Regions from separate parts of the Homo sapiens genome. Here region 2 is linked to region 1. A link is a loop called in an ENCODE intact Hi-C map of the cell type or tissue named here. Cell type or tissue: CD14-positive monocyte. All regions are shown on one strand. Each heading gives the region's core, and the rest is flanking DNA. Links, peaks and the distances in the headings are about the cores only. Region 1 overlaps LOC124900954 (a long non-coding RNA gene). Region 2 has its middle 45 kb from the start of ZFR.

Evidence for each region. A loop is a pair of places that touch in the nucleus more often than their neighbours do. Peaks named below come from ENCODE experiments on the same cell type or tissue, not always from the same donor. Only the 100,000 strongest peaks of a DNase experiment are listed, where the experiment ranks them.
Region 2: it touches region 1 in a loop (2.1-fold over the local background); 8 of 110 quality-filtered maps call a loop at or near these places.

Annotation. Positions count from the first base shown.
Region 1 is chr5:32,539,624-32,547,959 of GRCh38, reverse strand. The region is part of intron 4 of LOC124900954 (a long non-coding RNA gene); the gene reads right to left. Among named protein-coding and RNA genes, the nearest start is that of SUB1, 42 kb to the left of the region's middle. RefSeq lists enhancers at 4,955-5,014, 5,385-5,584. In CD14-positive monocyte, for the core only: no CTCF peak of the experiment used is centred there; DNase peaks (open chromatin) are centred at 5,189 and 7,239; H3K4me3 peaks cover 480 bases; H3K27ac peaks cover 1,348 bases.
Region 2 is chr5:32,485,155-32,493,490 of GRCh38, reverse strand. No RefSeq gene overlaps it. Among named protein-coding and RNA genes, the nearest start is that of ZFR, 45 kb to the right of the region's middle. In CD14-positive monocyte, for the core only: CTCF peaks have their summits at 3,392 and 3,596 (motif pointing left); a DNase peak (open chromatin) is centred at 3,590.

The sequences.
Region 1 (8,336 bases), core at 269-8,268:
TGCAGCCTTGACCTCCCAGGCTCAAGCAATTCTCCCACCTCAGCCTCCTGAGTAGCTGGGACTACAGGCATGCACCACCATGTCCAGTTGATTGTTTCAATTTCTAGTAGAGACAGGTTCTCACTATGTGGCTCAGGCTGAGCTCAAGCAATCCTCCCACCTCAGCCACCCAAACTGCTAATATTACAGGTGTGAACCACTGTACCCAGCCAGAAGCCTCTTTTTCTAATCTTAATCTCTATGTGGTAGCTAAAAGAATTGTTACATTCTTAATAGCATCTACGATGGTGAATTCTTTTCAGAAAGTTTTCAATTTACTTTGCCCAGATCCATCAGAGGAATTACCACCTATGGCAGCTATAGCCTTAGAAAATGTGTTTCTTAAATAATGAGACTCAAAAGTTGAAATTATTCCTTGATCCATGGCCTACAGAATGGATATTTTGTTAGCAGGCATGAAAACATTAATCTCCTTGTACTTCTCCATCAGAGCTTTTGAGTGACTAGGCACATTGTCAATAAGCAATAATATTTTGAAAGAAATCTTTCTGTCTGAACAGTAGGTCTCAATAGTGCACTTAAAATATTCAGTAAACTATGCTATAAACAAATATTCTGTCACTCAGACTTTGTCTGAGCATGGGCAGAGTAGATGTAGCATAAATCTTAAAGACCTTGGGATTTTTGGAATGATAAATGAGCATTGGCTTCATCTTGAAATCAGCAGCCACATTAGCCCCTAATAAGAGGGCCACCCTGTCCTTGGAAGCTTTGAGGCCAGACATTGACTTCTCTCTAGCTATGAAAGTCCTAGGTGGCTGTTTCATCTACATTGAAAATTTATTGGCCGAGTGCAATGGCTCACACCTGTAATGCCGGCACTTTGGGAGGATGAGGCAAAAGGATCACTTGAGGCCAGGAGTTCAAGACCAGCCTAGACAACATAGCATCTAGATAATATCTCTACAAAAAAAAAATAAAATTAGCCAGGGCTGAGCACAGTGGCTCACACCTGTAGTCTTAGCACTCTGAGAGGCCCAAACGGGTGGATCTCTTAAGCTCAGGAATTCAAGGCCAGCCTGAGCAACATGGCAAAATCCCATCTCTACAAAAAATACAAAAAATTATCTGAACATGGTGGCATGGATAATTGTCTGTGGTCCCAGCTACTCAGAAGGCTGAGGTGGAAGGTTCACTTGAAACTGGAAGGCAGAGGTTGCAGTTAGCCGAGATCACACCACTACACTCCAGCCTGGGTGACAGAGTAAGACTCGGTCTCAAAAAAAAACAAAAAACAAAAAACAAAAAAACACATTGTTTAGAAAAGTGGCATTGATAGACTTTCTCCAAGGTTTGTTGCCACAAACCTTCAATTTGTAAAAAACAAACACAGTATCTGCAAAGCACAGTAAAAAAAGGTATGCCTATAATTTAAAAGGTTAACTTTTGGCTGGGCACAGTGGCTCACGCCTGTAATCCGAGCACTTTTGGGAGGCCAAGGCAGGCAGGTCGCTTGAGCCCAGGAGTTCAAGACCAGCCTGGGCAATATGGCAAAACCATGTCTCCACAAAAATACAAAAAATTACCTGCATGTAGTGGCGCTCTCCAGTAGTCCCAGCTACTCAGGAGACTGAGGCGGGAGGATCACCTGAGCCTGGGAAGTCAAGGCTGCAGTGAGCTATGATTGCACCACTGCACTCCAGCCTGGGTGACAGGAGTGATACTCTGTCTCAAAAAAAAAGGGGGGGTAACTTTTATCATAACTTTTATTAGGTATGAATTATATCTCAATAAAGCTATCATAAAAAATGAACAAAGGCCAGGCGCGGTGGCTCACACCTAAAATCCCAGCACTTTGGGAGGCTGAGGCAGGCGGATCACCTGTCAGAAGTTCGAGACCAGCCTGCTCAACATGGTGAAACCCGGTCTCTACTAAAGCACACAAAAACTAGCCATGTGTGGTGGCTCACATGTATAATCCCAGCTACTTGCGAAGCTGAAGCACAAGAATCGCTTGAATCCAGGAGGTGGAGGTTGCAGTTAACCAAGATAGTGCCACTGCACTCCAGCCTGGGAGACAGAGTGACTCTGTCTCAAAAAAAAAAAAAAAAAAAAAAAAAAGAACAAATGAGGTTCTAAATTATAAACAGATCATTGGGCTTGTTTTAATTCAGTGTCGATCTCAGCAGAAAGGAGGTTGTCCTGAGTGACCACGAAACTTTGAGATTTGCTACGAAACACCTGCCAAGGGCTGCAAAAAGCCCTAGGCTTTTGCAACTTACCGTAGGACCCACGCTTATCTGGAGCCACAGGATTATCTAACTATACAGTCTCTTTAGGGCATTCGGGCTACAGGCAGCACATCTCTTCCCCTAGAAACGCCCTACAGGGAATTCAGTTTACTACTTGCCATTATAATGGTGTAATTGCATGCTATGCATGGATAATGTGCAAAAACAATCACCAGAGAGTATAAACAAACAGCTGGTGAGCAACCTCGCTGCAAAATGCTAAAGGCAAACTTGAAAAGTTTTGGTTTTTTTTAATTAGTTTTTAAAACCTGATGTGGTTGTCCCAAATGTGCAGCAGAGCATATGTGGCAGCTCGGAAGCAACAGAGACACGTTCTGTAAAATGGCACATTGTCAGAACCATTCACAGGAGAAAACCCGAAGGCAGTGACGAGGCTGAAAGTGGAACCACAATTCACTGGCAGGCCTTTATTCCCACCAATGATTCAAACTTTTCAGCTTAAAAACACCTTCTGTCCCCATAACACATTTTTGCACAGCATGTAAATTTCAAGTGGCTTCTCCCAAAAATACCTTTCTCACCCACCCTAGAGGAGCCTGTAAGACTTATTCAAGAAGCTCTGCCCAAGGCTGGGAGTGGTGGCTCATGCCTGTAATCCCAGCACTTTGGGAGGCCAAGGCGGGTGGATCACCTGAGGTCGGGAGTTCGAGACCAGCCTGATCAACATGGAGAAATTCTGTCTCTACTCAAAATACAAAATTAGCCAGGCATGGTGGCACATGCCTGTAATCCCAGCTACTCGGGAGGCTGAGGCAGGAGAATTGCTTGAACTCAGGAGGCAGAGGTTGCTGTGAGCCGAGATCGCACCATTGCACTCCAGCATGGGCAACAAAGCAAACTCCGTCTCGGAAAAAAAAAAAAAAAAAAGAAGCTCTGCCCAGTCAAGGCGACTGTGCTGGTTGTCCGGGGGCTAATGTGCAGGGCATTTCTAGTCCCCCAAGATCATCAGCCCACATTGCACAAGGACCTAGAGCTGTATTTTGAATAGCCTAAATGGACCTTCTAGAACCGAGTCTTGGGGGGAAAAAATTGAAATATTTGAAACTTACCTGACCAGGCACGGTGGCTCATGCCTGTAATCCCAACACTTAGGGAAGCCAAGGCAGGAGGATCACTTGAGCCCAGGAGTTCAATACCAGCCTGGGCAACATAGTGAGACCTCATCTCTACAAAAATTTTTTAAAAATTAGCGGGGTATGGTGGCATGCACACACCTATAGCCCCAGCTACTCAGGAGGCTGAGATGTGTGGATCGCTTGAGCCCAGGAAGTTGAGGCTGAAGTGAGCTATAATGGTGCCACTGTACCCCAGCCTGGGTGACAAAGTGAGACCCTGTCTCAAAAAAAAAAAGAAAAAAGAAAAGAAAAAGAACTTACCAAACCATCATTATAGCAGAAATATAAGCATATGTAAACAATTCACGTGGCACTGAAAATAATGATGATTAGAAGCATATCAGGCGTAGTTTTGTTCATTGCCTATCTTTTCTGAGAAACTGGTAAATTCTTCAAGCCCCAGCAAGGAAAGGCAGAGTCTCAAACCTGACCAGGTTTGTCATCTGAAGCCCACTATATTGGATATTCTTTCTGCCCTCTCCTGTGGGTTCTATCAGAGTCATGACAGGCTTTGAGCATTTTCTTAGTGCTTATCCACGGATCACTGGTTGGCTTCATTCTATGTGGTTGCTTCTTTCTTTTCTTTTTAAAAATTGAGATATGGGCTGGGTGCGGTGGCTCACACCTGTAAATCCCAGCACTTTGGGAGGCCAAGGTGGGTGGATCACTAGAGGTCAGGAGTTCAAGACCAGCCTTGCCAATATGGTGAAACCCTGTCTCTACTAAAATTAGAAAAATTAGCCAGGTGTGGTAGCAAGTGCCTGTAATCCCAGCTACTCAGTAGGTTGAGGCATGAGAATCCCTTGAACCCAGGAGGTGGAGGTTGCAGTGAGCAGAGATCACGCCACCGCACTCTAGCCTGGGCGGCAGAGTGAGACTGTCTCAAAAAAAAACAAAACAAAAAAAAAAAAAAACAGAGACAGAGAGAGAGAGAATCTATGTACCATAAAATTCACCCTTTTGAAGTGTCCAATTCAGTGACTTTCAGCATATTCACAAGATTGTAGCGCTATCACCACTATCACCTCAAAAAGAAATTCCATGTGCATTAGCAGTCATCCCATTTCCTACTTCTCCTGGTGCCTTGACACTACTAATCTAATTTCTGTTTCTTTTTTTTTTTTTTTTTTTTTTTTTTGAGACAGACTCTCGCTCTGTGGCCAAGCTGGAATGCAGTGGCACGATCTCGGCTCACTGCAACCTCCGCCTCTGGGTTCAAGCCATTCTCCTGCCTCAGCCTCCTGAGTAGATGGGACTACAGGCACACATCTCCACGCCCGACTAATATTTGTATTTTTGGTAGAGACAAGCTTTCGCCATGTTGGCCAGGCTGGTCTTGAACTCCTGACCTCAGGTGATCCACCCGCCTCAGCCTCCCAAAGTGTTGGGATTGCAGGCATGAGCCACTGCACCTGGCCTAATTTCTGTTTCTATAGATTTTCCTATTCTGGACATTTCATATAAAGGAATTCTATAATATGTGGTCTTTCATGTCTGGCCTCTTTCTTGGCATAATGTTCTCGTGGTTCACCCATGCTGTTGTGTGTGTCAGCACTTCATTTCTTTTTTTGGCTGAATAATATTCCACTGTATGGGTATACCATATTTTGCTTATCCATTCGTTGGTTAAGGGAGATTTGGGTTGTTTCCACTTTCTGGCTATTATGAATAACGCTTCTTTGAACTTTCATGTACAGGTTTTTGTGCAGACATACGTTTTCAGTTCTCTTGGGTATATACATAGCAGCGGAACTGATGAGTCATATGGTGACTCTGTGTTTAACGTTTTAAGGAGAACTGCCAGATCCACTGTGCCATTTTACATCTGTGGTTGCTTTTGGCTGTGGCATGGTGGGGCCTTTTCTTGGCTTCTGCCTTTTGTGCTCCTCGTTATCCCACCTGAGCCTCAAGTGGCAACACGCTTCCAGGAATGTCTTGTTTTCTCCTCAAACTTACTCCCAATCAAAGTGAAGTGACCTGTTCCCAAGCAAAGACAGACGAAAGAGAACAAAAATGCAGCAGGGTCCAGCTGCACACCCAACATTGAGCTCCACAATGTATGTGTTCAGTTCTTTTCTTACTCACAGTAAGACTTGAGGTAGATGTCATTGTCTCCACTTTATCAACGAGGAAGTGGAAAAGGCTTCCAGGTTTGTCATTTGAACCCCACTGTGTTGGACATTCCTTCTGCCATCTTATAGTTTTATTGCTCTAAGCTCCTTCCCAAGAAAGCAGTTCTCAAACTGTGCATCACAGAACCTGATGGTACTTCAGGGGTTCAACAACAAACAGTATTTTCTTCTAAACAATGAGTGTTTAACATTCCTGAAAAATCCGCTCCTCATTTTTATCTGTCTTAGAGTTCAGTGGAAACCTTGTCAGTCATTTTCTTTTCTTTTTTTTTGGAGACAGAGTTTTGCTCTATCACCCAGGCTGGAGAGCAGTGGTGCAATCTTGGCTCACTGCAACCTCCGCCTCCAGGGTTTAAGCAATTCTCGTGCCTCAGCCTCCCGAGTAGCTGGGACTACAGGCGCACGCCACCATGCCCAGCTAATTTTTGTATTTTTAGTAGAGATGGGGGTTTCACCATGTTGGCCAGGCTGGTCTCAAATACCTAACCTCAAGTGACCTGCCCATCTCAGCCTCCCAAAGTGCTGGGATTGCAGGTGCCCAGCCACCTCGTCAGTCTTATTTACCACTTTTTGTCCAGGGCTTACAACAATACATGGCATACAGTAATTGTTCAATAAATATTTTTCTAGTTAATAAATTTTTCTCTGCTAAAAATTTGGGAAACCATTGTGCTAAGGCATTGCTTCGTAAACCCGACAAAGTCAAAACTTGCAATTTAACTTACTGTTAAATTGCCCATATAATATATTTTTTAAATATAGCTCATGAGGCCCTGCTGAATCAGACTCTTCAGGGTGGGTGTTGGCATTGCTGTTATGAATCTCCCCCGGTGATGCTGAAAGAGCTTTCTGCAGACCCTAGTTTGCAAGCCACTGCTCTGAGAGGTACTGGCTCTGCTTGGCCTCAGGGCCAGTGACATCTATGGTTACTTTCCCAGGCCTAAGAGATCTTACTCTGGCCCAGAGCCACAGTCAACAACTGTACAGTCTGGAATTTTTATCTGTATCTATTGTCATGACAGTCCACTGGCTATGGCTGGCTTCACTCTAACCATTAGACTTTTCTTTTCTTTTCTTTTCTTTTTTTCTGAGACAGAGTCTCGCTCTGCCGCAGTGGCACAATCTCATGTGACTGCAGTGGCACAATCTCCGCTCACTGCAACCTCCGCCTTCCGGGTTCAAGCAATTCTCCTGCCTCAGCCTCCCAAGTAGCTGGGATTACAGGCACCCACCACCATGCCCAGCAAATTTTTGTATTTTTAGTAGCGACAGGGTTTCACCATGCTGGCAAGACTGGTCTCGAACTCCTGACCTCAGGTGATCTGCCCACCTCGGCCTTCTAAAGTGCTGGGATTACAGGCATGAGCAACCGCGCCTGGCCACCATTAGACTTTTCAATGTGACTGCAAGCCTGAGGAGCACTACAAGCCAGTCTTTCCCTAGACCTCAACTGTAGACCTTCTTTCTTATTGTTAACTAGTAGCAATTAAAGCCATTCTGGATTGAATATCAGAAGTTCTCCATGACTGGAGAAAAGAATCTCACCACTTCTAACACCCTGTAATTCTTCCCTCTTACCCCCAACCCCCGCTCACCAAGGACTTGAGGGATAAGCTTATGCCATGCAACGGGGTTCCCCTTTCCCCTCCACCTATAGAAAGTGGCAGTAGGTCCCATAGATTCAGTTCTTCTTTCAAGGTCAAGGACAGTGTAGGAAATGGTAACATCTTCCACTCCATTCCATTACACTGGGGCCACCCACTGATGGTGGCCCTAAAGAGAAAAAAGAACTCCTGACTCAATTTTACATGCTTGCTTCGAGTCCCACTTCCCCTTTTCTCCTAGGAGGAAGAAGGACTTTATCATACTAGCAAATCTGAAGATTATCTAAAGATATTCAATTATGTATCTATAGTCAGAGTAGACCCACAGTGTGAGGAAGACCAGGCTATGGCAGCAGGGCTGCCCCTTAGGCAGAGTGGGGGTAGAAGAGTGAGGGTGGGAATAGGGGTGTTGGCTGAGGAGATGGAAGGGGAAGCAGGAAGGCAGGGTAAATCTGGATGAGCATGAGATAGAGCCCAGTCAACAAAGCACAGTACCCATGAGGGTGCAGCAATCTCCAATCCCAGTGCAAGCAAATCACTGGCCCCAGGGACTTGAGAAGCCTCAAGATGGCCTCACAGGAGTGCAAAGGAAATAAAAATAGTCTCTCTAGCACTTTGCCACCCAAGGGGTGGTCCTCCAACCAGCAGTGGCAGCATCACCCAAGCGTTTGTTAGACATGCAGAATCTCACGTCCCACCACCTAACTTAACAAGACCTCAGCATGATTTGAATGCACATTAAAGTGCTCTGAACCAGCTTGAGAACAAGCACAACTCAGTATTAAAACACAGTAGATGGTTCAGCTGAGGCTGCGTCTAGGCAACTCTCAAGCTTTGATGCACATAAGAATTGCCTGGAAAGATTCTGATTCAGGCAGAATCAGAATTTTCGGGTGCAGAATTTGGGTAGGGCACAAGAATCTATATTTTTAGCAAATGCACAGATGATTCTGATTCCAGAGGTTCCAACTGCTTTACTTCTGAACAGAGGACATGAAGTTCCCACTTACGTGTGTGCAGAATAATATTTTAAATTCTTAACTCATTGTTTCCATGTATGTGTCTCTTTTGCTCATTGCCCACTTCCAGCAGATAGGCCATTTTGTGCCCGTTGCCATTTGGAAAGGGTGTAAGAAGACTGAAGTCTAAAGAACAGAGAGACAGACAGATAGA
Region 2 (8,336 bases), core at 255-8,254, 54 kb after region 1:
TAAAAAAGTAATAATAATATCTAGAGAAGAAGAGAACAGACATTGGGGGCAACTAGCAGTCTCCACCACCCCAACCTCAAATAATTTATTGTGTCCTAGGATGGCCCAGGAAGAACAGTATAATTCCTGCTTGTTCCAGAAAGGTGCTTATATACCCACAACAGCGGCTGGCTCTCATGGAGCCCTGTAAACTGAAATGGGGTAGGCAGACAACCGCAAACAGATGGATGTCTCAAGACATGCCAACCTGAATAGATAATGAACCAGGTCCAGGAATCATCTACTGCCATGGCATATGTGAGTCCTCCTACCACCTCCATAGATGGAACCCAGGGAAAGAAAGGGATGCCAAATTGACTCAGAATGTGCTTGCACTGCCTTAGTGAAATGAGGATTATGGTGGACATTAGGGCTGTTCACAAATGTTCTGACTCTTCTCCTTCTGGGTAGATGGTAGGATTTGCATTTCTCTGCCCCCTTGAAGTTAGATGTGGCCATGTGATATACTTTAGTCAATGACCCATGAGCAGAAGTCAGATGTGTCCTGTCCAGGTTGAAGATTAAGAGCCTGTGATAGTTAATTTTATGTGTCAACTTGGCAAGGCCATGGTACCTAGTTTTTGGTCAAACATCAGTCTAGATGTTGCTGTGAAGGTATTTTGTCCTTGTTCAATTTCTTTTGCTTTATTTCATATTTATTACCTTTGCCTCCCCAAATCAATGTTGTGAAGGCATTTGGATGCCTTCCTTAACATTTAAATCTGTAGACTTTGAGTAAAACAGATTACTCCCCATAATGTGGGTGAGCCTCATCCAGTCAGTTAAAAGCATTAAGAGAAAAAGACTGAGGTATCCTGCGGAAGAAATTCAGCCCCCAGACTGTCTTTGGACTATGGCTACATCAACTCTTCCCTGGGTTTCCAGCCTGTCATCCTGCCCTGCAGATTTCAGACTCGCCAGCCCTGACATTGGCGTGAGCCAATAAGGTCTCTGCCTCTGTCTCTGTCCCTCTCCCTTTGCGTCTCTGTTTCTCTCTGTATCTCTCTTCATGTCTCTCTCTGTCTCTGCAACTCTGTCTCTCTCTCATCATGTTCATTGTTTTTTTTTGAGATAGGATTTTACTATATTCCCCAGGCTGGAGATACATATGTGTAGATAGATAGATAGATAGATAGATAGATAGATAGATAGATAGATAGATAGATAGATAGATAGATGGATGCAGAGACAGAGAGAGACATGAAGAGAGATACAGATAGAGACACAAAGTGAGCACGTGTACAATTCCAGTAAACACACTGTGCATGCAGCCCCTACCAAGTGCTGGCAGGCCGCTGCACATGCGGACAGCCCACCCCAAAGGAAGAATCAGGGGAGAAGTAACGCAAGACCCCAGAAGTATGCCAACATATAAAACCCCAAGTCAAAAGGTCAAACCACGTATTTGATCCCTGAAGTCCCCTGCTTGACCCTCTTCCAAGTGTACTTTCCTTCCTTTCATTCCTGCTCTAAAGCTTTTTAATAAACTTTCACTCCTGCTCTAACACTTGCCTCAGTCTCTCCTTCTGCCTTATGCCCCTTGGTCAAATTTTGTCTTCTGGGGAGGCAAGAATTGAGGTTGCTGCAGACCCCCACCATTACGCCACTGTTAACAGGCTGAAGTGTTCCTCCTGTCTCGGCCTCCCAAAGTGCTGGGATTACAGGCATGAGCCACCACATCTGGCGTGGAATTAATATTCTATCCCCATTCTTCTACCCCTTAAGCTTCCCTGGGCTCTAAAATTACCTCTTTTTCTGAATTCAACAAAAATGTTTCATTTGCTTCTTAGGGTAAAAGATCATAACTATGTAATGAGAGGTAATAAGCAAATCTTCTCCAAGGTCTGAACAAGAGCTCCATTTTCCCAAGGGGATTTGCACTTAAAAAGAAGATCTAAAAACAAAACAAAAATCCCACACGAATCAAGCTGTATTTGGTGAAACTCTAGGAAGTGCGACTAAGGAGTTTTCCCGCACTATGGAAAGTAATTTTTCAGAGGTGCTCTGCAGATAGAATCAACACTGTTGGGCATTGCACTTGGGGTTTCTGGGTGTTTCTAAGTGGCAAAGAGCAGGGAATCCTCAGATTCTCTTCCAGAGTTTCCATTTCTCCATCTAGATGGCTCCCAGCAGTGCTGAGTCCAGCTTCTGTAGCTCCCAGTGGGGCTGAGTCCAGCTTCTGTAGCTCCCAGTGGGGCTGAGTCCAGCTTCTGTAGCTCCCAGTGGGGCTGAGTCCAGCTTCTGTAGCTCCCAGTGGGGCTGAATCCGGCTTCTGTAGCTTCACAGCCTCTCCTGTCCATCCTCAGGCCCAGCTACTGGCTGCTTTGTTTTCCACAGGGCAGCTTCCTGGGCTATGTGACCTTTGTCTCGGGGTAAGGTCCTGCCTGAATCCTGGTGCAGAAATATTATCCCTGGGTGTCACATCTCCCCTCTTGCCTCGCCCCAGGAGGCTTACCTCTAATCTCAAATGTAATGTATAGCCATAAGAAATCAACTAGGGGACCACGTGTGGTGGCTCATGTCTGTAATCCCAGCACTTTGGGAGGCCAAGGCAGGTGGTTCACTGGAGGCCAGGAGTTTGAGACCAGCCTGGGCAACAAGGTGAAACCCCGTCTCTACTAAAAATACAAAAATTAGCCGGGCATGGTGGCGCACACCTGTAATTCCAGCTACTGGGAGGCTGAGGTGGGAGGATCACTTGAGCCCAGGAGGCAGAGTTTAGCTGAGCTGGGATCATGCCACTGTACTCCAGCCTGGGCAACAGAGTGAGACCCTGCCTCAAAAAAGAAAAAAAAAAAGAATAAAGAAATCAACTAGGGAACTTATTAAAAATGCAGATTCAGGATTCCAGATTCTGATTCCTTAGGTTGGGATGCAGGCCAGAAAGCTGCATTTTTACAAGCAGCTCAGATGCAGGCAGGAGGCAGTCTTTACTTGGAGAAATAGTGCAAAGGGAGATGGGGTGAGCTATTAGCATCACCCACTCTCTTAAATCTCCGCTCTTTTCTAGTAAGCTCTGACTCTGTTATTGATGCAGCTGGGCCATCTGCTCACAACCTCAAAACGAAACAAATGAAACCAACAAACAAAAGATGGAATGCTGCTTCTAGGAATTTCTGTGCCATTTTTCTCTTTTCTTTCTGTTTACAAAGGGATGGGCCTTTTTTGTGATGTAGTCTTTAGTGACAAAACTGAGGACAAATGATACCCTCCTCTCCCACTCAGTTTTTGCCATATTTGCAGAAGGCTGATGATGTGGCCTGAAAGTAAACACATAAGAAAGAAGCAGCAGCCAGCTCAAAGAATTATCAAATGAAAGCTAGGACAATCAAGAGTTAAACGCAATTGTTAACGCAGTGACTGTTATAAACTTGGGTTAGAACCAGCAGCCGTAGGGGAGAATCAATAGTCAAAATGACATAATCTATTTGGCCAATTGAAGGGTTCATTTCTATGGCCTCTGGGAAGAGGCACAGAGCCCCCCACACCTGGAAGTAATTATCCCAGCCTGGCCTCCTGCCCAGGCCCAAGTCACTTCTCTGACCGAAATCCATGCGCCCTCTCGTGGTGGAGGTAAAGGACGATAGAAAATTGAGAGTTGTTATATTCTTGCATTTCACCGCTCTTCCATTGGACACCCAGACAGAGCTTTTTTAAGGATCTGCAGGTGCAGAGTCCTCCTCGAAGCTGCAGCAGGACCGTGTGAGGTAAAGAAGCTGCAGCAGGACTGTGTGACAGGTAATAGTGTCCTCGCTCTGGTGGCATCCCCAGATTTAGTCTATGCATGTCAAACATTAGTTGGGTACTTTGATACTTCACAAATGCAGACATTGAGCAGCTGTGCTTAAAAGCACAGTTCTTTCTGGCCCAATTCTATACATTAAACCCAGTCAACCCACCGGTGCATGTCACAGAAAGCAGTGAATAAAAATCAAGCCCCGGCCAGGCCCGGTGGCTCACGCCTGTAATCATAGCACTTTGGGAAGCCGAGGCAGGCGGATTGCCTGAGCTCAGGAGTTCAGGACCAGCCTCGGCAAAATGGTGAAACCCCGTCTCTACTAAAATACAAAAAAAAAAAAAAAAAAAAAAATCAACTCCCAAATTCAGCCTGGCACCCAAACTTCAATCCCAATCCTGCCTGCCCAGCTTCCCCAATCCTATGCGGGGTCTGCTTTTCTAGCCCAACACTCAGCCCTCATTATGGATCCCAGAATCTGCTCCCAGGGCAGGAGCTTTCATTCACCCTGCAGCCCTGGGTTCCACGTGGCTGGCATATCCATCCCTCCTCTCCTACAATCCCAATCAGGGAAAATCTCACAACTCATAACCTGAAAATAATAGAAAAAGACCTCAGAACCTTCAAAAGGGGCTATCCATTAGTCAGACACTCTACTCACACACATGATTTTTTCATTTTTAACTGTAAATTACAGAGACATATTCTACTGTTTTAAAAATTCAAATCCAACATACAGAAGCCATTGTTATTCCTGAACTTTCTATATGTTTTCACATACATAAATGTACTAGAGAAATATTGAGTTTTATTGTTTGTGGAGCTTTTTATTAGCATAAATAGGATGATATTATATCTGTCTTCTTTTTCTTTTACAGCTTGATTTTTTTCTTTATATATAAATATATATAAATATATATATATATTTTAAACAGGATCATGCTCTGTCATTCAGGCTAAAGTGCTGAGGCATGATCATGGCTCACTGCAGCCTTGACCTTCTGGGCTCAAGCAATCCTCCTGCCTCAGCCTCCTAAACTGCTGCAATTACAGGCAGGAGTCACCATGCCCAGCTTACAGCTTGACTTTTTAAATTAACAATAAGATATGTTTTATCAATAAACCTTTCCATGTACATTTCTCTGAAGCCATTTAGTTCTTTTTTTTCTTTTTCAGATGGAGTCTCACTCTGCTGCCAAGGCTGGAGTGCAATGGCATGATCTTGGCTCAATGAAACATCTGCCTCCCGGGTTCAAGCAATTCTCCTGCCTTAGCCTCCCGAGTAGCTGGGATCACAGGCACATGCCACCATGCTCTGCTAAATTTTTTGTGTTTTTAGTAGAGATGAGGTTTCACCATGTTGGCCAGGCTGGTCTTGAACTCCTAACCTCAAGTGATCCACCCACCTCGGCCTACCAAAATGCTGGGATTATAGGAATGAGCCACAGCGCCTGGCCTACTTATTTCTCTTTAACTGCTGCATACTACTCCATAGTGCTTAGAAAGCCAAAATAATACTTTTTTCTGCCTTTCCTAAGTCTGGAATCAATGGAGGAATAAGAAAATGGAGGCAGACAGATATAAATCAAAAGCTGACAGTGTTGTTAACAAGCTGATGGGAAAACATAGTTTAAGGGTGCATCTAGAAGGACTTGCCAATATTTTACCCCTGAACAAATACAGACTTACCTGTTGGGCCACAGGCATCCCTGGACATCCAACATGTGTGTGAAACAGGCTTCAGAGCTTGCCACAGAGCAGGGCAAAGGCCAGAATGATCTCCAAGCAAACATCGTGGAAGACGGCAGGGAAAGAACTGAGCAAAGGTGCCCAGGCCCTTGTACTTAAGTCACCAATCAAGCAAATTAGTCCTCTTCTCATAGAGATGAGTGAGTGGATAAGGAGTGGGAGAGAGAACAGGAGTGTTACTCTAGAATATAACTGAGGCCAGGGAAATGGAGATTCCCCTAAACATTTTCCAGATTTTCAGTCGTGCAACCCTTTCAGCTCAAAAATCTGCCAGAGCACAGCTAACTCCCCCTTCCTCCTGGGAGAAGAGATCAGGCATGTACCAGAACGTTCCTGGCTTCTACATTCATGAATCTATTCCCTCAATACCAGCCACTGCTCTTTTGTAGATCTGTCTCGCGGACAGTTTATATTTTGGCCTCAGCAGACTCTAATATGGGTTAGAGCAGCCCATTAACTTCCAGACCATGATATTACCTAAGCCAAAAATGTGCTCCATATTCTGTTTCCCATCAAAAACATGCCCGGTCATATTGTCCAATGTAACTCACTAAAGGTTATACAATTAAATAAAATGACCGCAAAAAGCTACTCCTTTCAAAAATGCAATACCTAACACAATATAGCCCATATATGAAAAACTCACACCTGGCATCATATTAAATAGTGAAAGACTGAAAACTTTTCTTCTAAGATCAGGAACAAGACAAGGATGCATGTTTTCACCACTTCTGTTCAGTAGAGTACTGGAAGTTCTACCGGACCAATTAGGCAGGAAAAAGAAATAAAAGCCATCCAAATTGGAAAGGATGAAGGCATCTGTTCACAGATGATATAATCTTACACTTAGAAAATGATAAACACTCTACAAAAAAACAGAACTAATAAAATCAGCAACATTGCAGGATACAAAATCGACATACAAAAATCAGTTGCATTCCTGTACATTAACAATAAACAATCCAAAAAAAATTAAAATAATTTCACTTACAATAGCATCACAAAGAATAAAATACTTAGGAAAAAACTTAACCAAAGAGATGAAGCACTTGTATATTGAAAACTACAGCTGGGCATGGTGGCTCATGCCTGTAAGCCACCAGTGAGCAAAGATGGTGTCACTGCACTCCAGCCAGACCTTGTCTCAAAAAAACGAAACAAGGCCCGTGCAGTGGCTCACTCCTGTAATCCCAGTACTATGGGAGACTGAGGCGGGTGGATCACCTAAGGTCAGGAGTTCCAGACCAGCCTGACCAACATAGAGAAACCCCATCTCTACTAAAAAATACAAAATTAGCCAGGTATGGTGGCACATGCCTGTAATCCCAGCTACTCAGGAGGCTGAGGCAGGAGAATCGCTTGAACACGGGAGGAGGAGGTTGCGGTAAGCTGAGATCGTGCCATTGCACTCCAGCCTGGGCAATAAGAGCAAAAATCTGTCCCAAAAAAAAAAAAACAAAAACAAACAAAAAAAACCTACAAAATGTTGCTGAAAGATTTAGATTTAGACATAAATAAGTAGGAAGACATCTCATGGATTGGAAGACTTAATATTGTTAAAATGTCAATATACCCAAAATGATCTACAGACTCAATGCAATCCTTATCAAAAGCCCAATACTGTTTGTTTCCTTGTTTGTTTATTTTTCAGGAAAAGAAAAATCCATCCTAAAATCCCTATGGACTCTCAGAAAACCCCGAATGGCCAAAACAACCTTAAAATAGAAGAATGAAGTTGGAGGTATCAAACTTTCTGATTTTAAATGATAGTAATCGCTGCTACAGTAATCAAGACAGTGTGGTACTGGCACAAAGAGAGACATATAGACCAACAGAATAGAATAGAGAGCACAGATATAAACTGTAAGCCCTGGCCGGGTGCGGTGGCTCACACCTGTAATCCCAGCACTTTGGGAGGCCAAGGTGGCCGGATCACTTGAGGTCAGGAGTTCAAGACCAGCCTGGCCAACATGATGAAACCTCGTCTCTACTAAAAATACAAAAATTAGCTGGGTATGATGGCGTGTGCTGGTAGTCTCAGCTATTCGGGAGGCTGAGATGGGAGAATCACTTGAACCTGGGAAACAGAGGTTGCAATGAGCTGAGATCATACCACTTTACTCCAGCCTGGGTGACAGAGTGAGACCCTGTCTCAAAAAAAAAAAAAAAAAAAGAATTAAAATAAACTGTAAGCCCTTACATACATTAATATAATCAAATGGTTTACAACAAGGATGGGAAGACCATTCAATGGGAAAGGGACAGTCTTCTCAACAAATGGTGCTGGAAAACTGGATATCCATATGCAAAAGATTGAAGTTGGAGCCTTCCCTAACACCATACACAAAAATTAACTCAAAATGGACCAAAGCTCTAAGTGTAACAGATAAAACTATACAGCTCTTAGTAGAAAACACAGGGGGAAAGCTTCATGACATTGAATTTGGCAATGATTTCTTGGATATGACATCAGAAGCACAGGGGCCGGGCGGGGTGGCTCATGCCTATAATCCCAGCACTTTGCGGGGCTGAGACGGGTAGATCACCTAAAGTCAGGAGTTTGAGACCAGCCTGGCCAACATGGTGAAACCCCATCTCTACTAAAAATACAAAAATTAGCTGGGCATGGAGGCACGTGCCTGTAGTCCTAACTACTCAGGAGACTGAGGTGGGAGGATCGCTTAAACCTGGGAGGTGGAGGTTGCGGTGAGCTGAGATCACACCATTGCACTCTAGCCTGGGCAACAAGAGCAAAACTCTTTCTCAAAAAAAAAAAAAAAAAAAAAAAAAAAAGCACAGGTAATGAAAGGAA